Regions from separate parts of the Homo sapiens genome. Here region 2 is linked to region 1. The links are chromatin contacts, found by Hi-C or POLR2A ChIA-PET in ENCODE. All regions are on one chromosome and are shown on one strand. The core of a region is the stretch at or near the end of the contact, and the rest is flanking DNA. Distances in the headings are between cores, read along the strand shown.

Region 1 (3,692 bases), core at 862-3,361:
GATCCAGAATAAATGTTGTCTCTCTCCCCCCACCTGCCTGCCCATTTCTCCTTCCACCAAGCTGGCTTGCCCCTGAGCTGCCTCAGCAACCCCTAGGACAGCTTGAGAGAGCTGTAGGAAGGAACTCACTAATGCACTGGACATGCATTGAGAACCTACTATGTGCTTGACATTGTGCTAGACACTGGGACTGCATATGGGGGAATAACAGCTCCTTTATTCAAGGCCCTCATGATCTCCTGAGGGTCGTGGGAGGAAAAAGGATAATTAAGCAAAATGTGGTGGGAACTGAATAAGGGAACTTACCGAGCATTACAGAATATAGTAGGGCCCCTGAGGAAAGGCACCTTGGGTGGGGGAGGGTGGCTGGGAGGTGGGAGCTCTCAAGGAAGTCCTCCGAAGAAGACCCCGAAGGTCAGTTTCATTCCTGAGAGCCAATGTTCATAAGATGACTGGGGATTGGGGAGCAGAAGGGCTTTGGCAATTGGGAGATGTATAGGGCTGAGCCAGACAGAAGGAAAAGGCAGGGCATCAGGGGTGCTGGAGACCAGGGACATCAAGGACAAATCTCCCTACATCGGAGGCTTGCCCGGGCTGGCACTGGGCAGCCCCAGTGCCAGGACCCCAGGCTCTCCCAACAGCATGTAAAGAAGAGACCACAGGTCCCTCCAGACCCACAGCCCAAAAGGGCAGGTCTGGGGCCACCAAACTGGGGCTCGGGCGTGAAAAAACCTACCTTTGAAGTGAAAAGATCAAAATGGCTTTTGAGAAATCAGATCTCCTCAGCTGGATTTCAGCCCTGAGAGCTGGCTTTGTTGCAGCCAAGCAGTAAAAAGAGAGCAAAAGCACAATAAAGTTCTAAGGAAGGAGGGGGCCGCCCAGCACTGGCCTGGCCTCCGAGCAGACCCTCCTCCTGCAAACATTTGAGCAAAGCAATGCACAAGAGGAAAGAAAGAAAGCAACAAAGACCCTGAGCCAGGGGCAAGGAGGCCACCACCACAAGGAACACAGTCGGACTTCCCGCTGGAGGAGCAAACTCCCTCTGCAGGAATGATGGTGATAATTGCTCACCTGAGACACTGGGGACAAACAGGAGAAGGTGGCGTGTGGTGTCACCTTCAAAGCCGCCACTCCTCTTTCACAGTGTCCCCTTAAGAAAGAAAGCAAAAAGCACAGGCAATTTTAGTGGGTTTTGCTTTTTTTTTTTTCCCAAGGCTCTTGTCTACTGTCTCAAAAACTGTCTTTTCTCCTTTGCTCCTTCATCTTCCTCCTTCTTCCCTGGGACTCTCCCTTCTCCTTTGACACCATGACAAAGAAAAATGCCTGCATGGGCCTTGTTTTCCAGATTCAATCAAGGCTCAAAGCTTTTATCTTGTTCTTAATAGCACCTTGCACCGATAGAGCCCGGCAAGGCTTTGCGGGCCTTAATTATTTCCCCAAGATCGATGAGACCCCTCAGCCCCCTGGGCAGCAGCATCCCACGGCAGTTTTCCAGATGGATGAGCTGCGTCGAAAGCTGCAGAGCAGACAGGGATGCAGACAAGGTCCAGCACGCCCAGCAGAGCCTGCGGCCTGCGGGTTCCTCGGGCGGGTATCTCGGGCCAGCTGCCTTGGAGGCAGGTCTGGGCTGCCCTATTTCTCAGATACCCATCTCCATTTCCGCCCCCCAAAGGGGATTTTTCAGTGAGATTACAGGCTGATAAGGCCCTCCCAGTTCACAGGAGAGGAAACCTAGGCAAGGGGACTTCCTGGTGCCACAGCTCAAGTCTGTGACAAGAGACAAGAGCCAGGCGTGAGGATTCCCCTGCCTGCCTTCTTGCCCACTGGGTCCCATCTCCCCATTAGAAGGGAGCAGTAGGCTTTCCCAGGCCTCTCAGCATAGGCAGCTTCATTTATACCCAGCATGGGGAAGCCAAAGAGTGCCCTGAGAGAGGAAGAGAGGTGCTCATTTTCTGTTCCATCGCCTCCCTGTGCAGCCATCACACAGGAGGAAATCACACTTGCAGTAAGAGCTGGCTGACAAGCTTGTCATTCACACTAAAGAGCTAGCATCAAGCAGCTCAATGTGCCGGGCACCACCTGGAGCAATCTACAAGCTGCAGCCTATGACATCAATGCCCAAACCTGGGGGAGGGTGCAAAATGCTAAGAGACTAAGGGGATTAGGAGGTTGGGCCTCTGATATCTTACCTGATAAGAAAGTGCATTGAAGAGCAACGTAAATTGGTAATAACAGCTGCTAACTGTTACCAAGCTCTTCTCCTGTGTTTTCACAAGGTCTCTTTCATTTTACCTCGTAGCAGCCCACAAGGTATCTTGCTTATAATCATCCAGCCAGAAAGTGGTAGAGATGGGATTTGAACTCACACACTCTGGCACCAAAGCCCATGCTCCTAATTCCTTTACCAAGCTATTCAGCAAAGCTTTAGGCTTCCTGACAGGAGGCAGGAGGTCTTTAGGTAGAAGGCACAAGACACTGCCTAATTTCCTCACACTTCCAAAGATGTTTTCCAGCCTGGACAAGCGACACATATTTAGTTATACTGGGTGACCTTCCAGAAGGGACAGGCTATGTCTATGTGCTCCCTGATGGTGGGAACCATATTTGATTCTTTTTTGCATTCTCATCACCTAGTACAGTGCCTAGATCAAAGCAGATGCTTTAAAAGTGCTTGCCGACTCCTGGCTCAGCCCTATACAGACCGTGCAGCCAGAGGCAAGCTACTCGACGTCTCTAGATTCCAGTTCCCTAATCTGTAAAATAAGGACAATAACGCAGCCCTGCCAGTGTAGCTGCATGATTAGAAGCCATATGTGCAAAGCCCCTCCCACAATGCCTGGCACAGAGTAGATGCTCAATAAACAATGGCTGTCATAGCTGTCTTCAAAGCCAATATACTAAGGTGGGATTAGACAGACCCATGGTTCTTGTCTAAAAGCAGGATGGGGCAAGAAGGAGTAGCTCACAGTATTCCCATAGGAGTTTTCCAAGCAGCCTTCTCTAAAACTTCTCTTTTATTAATAGAACTTCAGAAGGCTCTGTGTCCCTCAGCATCTCAAGGAGGAAAGATTCTGGGGAATGTTTGCTGTACTAGACACTTTGATGGGTGCTGGGTGCTCCCTTTCTTTTTTCTCCCAACAAAACCCCAATGTCATGCAGGTGGCTACACTCCTCAGTAGGGCCTTGTGCTCCCAGGAACCCTGGCCCCAGTTCCAGAGGATGAGACATGGTTGATCTAAAACCATTGTGGTGATTCACACATCATATCAGGGATTAATTTAGGCATAGACCTAGGACATGCTTATGGCTAATGACAGAAAGTCGGTAAGAGACTTCTGGAAAGAATTTTTCTTGTGGACCAAAGATGCACGAGAGCAAACAGTCCCTTTTCTCCCCTTGGATGTGATCATGATGATGCACCACCTGGAGCTGTGACAGGCATTTTTCACCCATGAGGAAAGCTCATGCAAAGCCTAAACCAACACACTAAGTATGGCAGCAAAGAGAAGAAAGAGCTTCTTCCTTAATGGCAAGATGGAACCACTGAACTAACCACACCTGCAGCACTCCGCCTCTGGATTTCTTGCTATGTGAGATAATGCTGCTTGCCCTTCAAGCCAGTTAAGTCAGTGATTTCCATTGCTAGCAACCGAAAGGATTCTGAAAATCTTGCCATCTAAAAAGATAATCTC
Region 2 (3,479 bases), core at 945-3,444, 95 kb before region 1:
TCAAAATATATTCTCTGATGGTTAGTCAAAACACGTTGTATTATAAATAAATAGCAAGCATCATTTTCCCATGTCAAACGTGGCGACTCATGGTTTGTGAGCTACAATAGTACTTACTAGCAATAAGCATCTGTGAAATGAAGGGGCTCCCAACACATCCAGAATGTATGGTGGCACAATGAGAATTCAGAAAATGCCATTCTCCCCTCTCTGCTCAATCTCCCACCGCTGTCATCTTTACTACAGGCTTGATCTGAATTTAAATACATAAGATTTGGGCTCCACCCACATACTTTCCACCCAAGTATCTCAGAAACTGATACTCATGATTCCCGCAATTCCAATGAAACTGTGGTTTTGTGCTGAGATTATCTGAATAATTGCTTCCATTTTTCTTGGCCTTATAGACAGAACCCCTAAATTTTGTAAGACCCTTTTCTTCATCTACTGTTCACTAGACCAGTTGTTTCCACGCTCAGCTGATCAACAGAATCACCCACGGTCTTATTTTGGTTTTTAAAGTACAGATGCCATATCACCTTCCACCTACTGATTTTAAAATTTTGGAAAGGAGGTGGCAGAGCTAGAAAGTGGTGTTGGTTTCTAGCATATGTGTAGGAATAGTAACCCAACTGAGGGGGTTCCAATGAGGTTTAGAAACAGCTGCACTAGGCAACACTGCTTTTCAGACCTCAGAGCACTTTCTCACCATATTCAGAATGTCCCATGGGAGCAGTAGGAGGGAAATCTTAAAACTCTCCAGGCTCTTCTTTACAGAGAAGGGATAGCAAGAGACGTGCCCACAGTCCGAGAGACTCATACAGGCAGATTCAAACTTAAGTCCTCTATTACTAGTTCATCCTGTTCTAGCCTTTAGAATTTTCTCACTTTCAGCAGGGCCCAGTGGCTCTCATGCCTGTAATCCCAATGTTTTGGGAGGCTCAGCCAGGAAGATGGCTTGAGGCCAAGAGTTCAAGACCAGCACCCGCTTAGGCAACATAGCAAGACCCTGCCATTTAAAAAAAAAATTTTGCCAGATGTAGTAGTGCACACCTGTAGTCCTAGCTACTCAGAAGGCTGAGGCAGGAGGATTGCTTGAGCCCAGGAGGTTGATGCTGTAGCGAGCTATGATCACGCCACTGCACTCCAGCCTGATAGCAGAGCAAAGATCTCATCTCTAAAACAATAATAAAAAGCATTTTCTCATTTTCTGTGGGCCTTGTAAATCACATTTACCAGACATAGGATTGCATGGCAGACAAAGGCCAATATTCCTGTCTGTCGCTGTGCACTACTCCAGTCAGATAGATCCTCACCAAGGCCTTGTAATCCATCCCAGAGTCCTGGCAAAGCAGCCGGGAAAGGAAATGAGTGAAAACAAAGACATATGAGCAAAGGGTCAAGTTGCCAGAACTCTTTGAACGGAAGAATCAAAGACTCAGGGAGGAGTTAATCACGTCTCGGAGGGCACTGGGGGCTGTTGGGGCAGCAAGGCCCTGAGGCAGCTGGTGGGGACCAGCACTCACGCCCACACAGAACATCTGTTCACACCCATGGAAGTGCAGCGAGCTTTTGTTTTTATTAACTGAAAGAGGAGGAAGGCATTTGGTTGGGGTGGAGTTGGTAAAAGTGAGTAAATTGCAAGGTTTGTATTGGCACCTCCCCACAACCAGACCTGGGGTTTGAGTCTCTGTGTGGAAGGGTGGTTGTCAGACTTCGGAGATGTGGCTTTCATGAGAAGCTTTTACAAATGTTTTAGGGAAGCAGAGCTGCTCCTAGATCCAGGTGGCACAAAGGTGAGCAGGAAACCTGAATTAGTCAGGGTTCAGGGAAGAGGAACCACTGTGAGTGATATAAAATAAGAGATTTATTATATTGGGGGAGGTGAGAGACCCTTCTGTGCAGCCTGGTCCCTCTGTGTCTAGTGTTGACCTTGAAGTTGCTGTAGGTCAGCTGGATTGGCAGTCACAAAGCAAAGCTGGTTGTCGACAAGAGCAAGGACAAACTGAAGCCCACAAGGATGAAGTGGGACCTGCATCTATCACCTCCAGCCTCAATGCGATGCCCTGGCTGAGCTGCAGGATGCCAGCCCCTTCACCACAAAGCTGCACACACACCTGGCCAAGGACTCAAAGAAGCAGGAGATTGGTGAGAGTCACCCCAGCGAGACAGCTGATCAGTGACAAACATGGGCAGGCTGCCATGGCACCTACACTGATCAGCAGTGAAAAAACACTATTGCTGCTTTACTCCCGCATTACAGATCTCACGCAAAATATCTCTCGTGAGCAATGCTATCCTGGACCTATAGAGAAAAGGGAATTCTCCAAAGGGTAATTCTCACTTAGCTAGCCTAACACAATGCAGATCTGTGACAAGATTGTCTCCATGTTCTGGTACCTGAAACTGGAAGCTTTGGGCCCACCCAGCATTTCATGCATCTTGGCATGAACTCTGGAGTACTCCCAGCGGGCACTTTGAACAGGAAAATCATTGCAGCTCTGTCAATCAGCTTCCTGAGTAGTAGATAGCAAAAAGTATGAGCTGAGAAGGAAGAACAGAACATGGCAGACTGTTTCCAGAACATATGAGGCCCCATTCAGGGATTTTGCCAAATAACTAGGGCATACTTTGGGCAGGAGGGCACTTAGAGAGTGGTACCATTGTAATTTGTACATAAATGGAGTTCTGATCTCATTTTGTATGCAGGGCTGGGCATGCCTGGACAAGTTGGTGACACAAGTAAGTGACATATAATGAGAATTTCATAAACCCAGAGATGGAAAGAGATCTGAGACAGTCATTTCCTGCCTCTCCCCTCTTCTCTCTTCTCCTTTCCTCTTCTCTTCTCTCCTGCTCATAAGCATCCTATGTTTCCATCATACCAAGCCACTGGCAGGTCTCTGAACACACCACACTCTGACATGCTTGGACCTTGGCATTTGTTATAGCCCCAACATGGAGAGGCCTCCACCCCTCCTGCCCTTCCTCACTCCTTTTTCCTTGAATAACCTGCGTTCAAATTTCAAATCTCAGATCCGTCCTCCCCTCTCCCTGACCCCTGGTTAGTTTGAGTCAAGAGATACTCGCAGGTACTGTCTACTGATGGCAGTCTGAACATGCCTTTTCTAATGTGCTATCACCCTATTTTTAAGTAGCCTTCTTGAAGTATCATTGGACTGCAGTAAACTGCATATACTTTAACTGAACAATTTGTAAGTTTTCACATAGGTATACACCCATGAAACCATCACTACAATCAAGATAGTAAACAATCCATCCCCTCTGAAAGTTTCTGTATGACTCTTTGTAATGCTTCCCCTCACCTCCCTCAACGACATCCCCATACGACATCTCATCTGCTTTCCCTCATTCTAGATTAGGTTGCAATTTCTAGATTTGTATTTAATGAAATCATGTAGCATGTACTCTTTTTTTTGGTCTGTCTTCTTTCATATTCAGCATAATTATTTTGACAT

Evidence for each region. A loop is a pair of places that touch in the nucleus more often than their neighbours do. ChIA-PET counts read pairs that join two places held with the same protein, here RNA polymerase II (POLR2A). Pooled maps may share reads with other maps.
Region 2: a map of naive thymus-derived CD4-positive, alpha-beta T cell shows a loop between it and region 1 (3-fold over the local background). The contact joins two enhancer-like sites. A Hi-C loop is called at or near these places in 1 of 168 maps with a recorded cell type or tissue (naive thymus-derived CD4-positive, alpha-beta T cell), 2 of 37 single-sample maps with no recorded cell type and 7 of 50 pooled maps. POLR2A ChIA-PET finds 5 or more read pairs at or near these places in 4 of 52 experiments (GM12878, Panc1 and activated naive CD4-positive, alpha-beta T cell).

The regions. Positions count from the first base shown.
Region 1 is chr2:136,279,775-136,283,466 of GRCh38, reverse strand. No RefSeq gene overlaps it. Among named protein-coding and RNA genes, the nearest start is that of CXCR4, 160 kb to the right of the region's middle. RefSeq lists an enhancer at 699-1,200. Within about 2 kb of position 2,111, at least 3 of the 41 ENCODE cell types and tissues checked have a DNase peak (open chromatin) inside an H3K27ac peak, as active enhancers do.
Region 2 is chr2:136,375,031-136,378,509 of GRCh38, reverse strand. No RefSeq gene overlaps it. Among named protein-coding and RNA genes, the nearest start is that of CXCR4, 260 kb to the right of the region's middle. RefSeq lists enhancers at 2,592-2,821, 2,892-2,971. Within about 2 kb of position 2,194, at least 2 of the 41 ENCODE cell types and tissues checked have a DNase peak (open chromatin) inside an H3K27ac peak, as active enhancers do.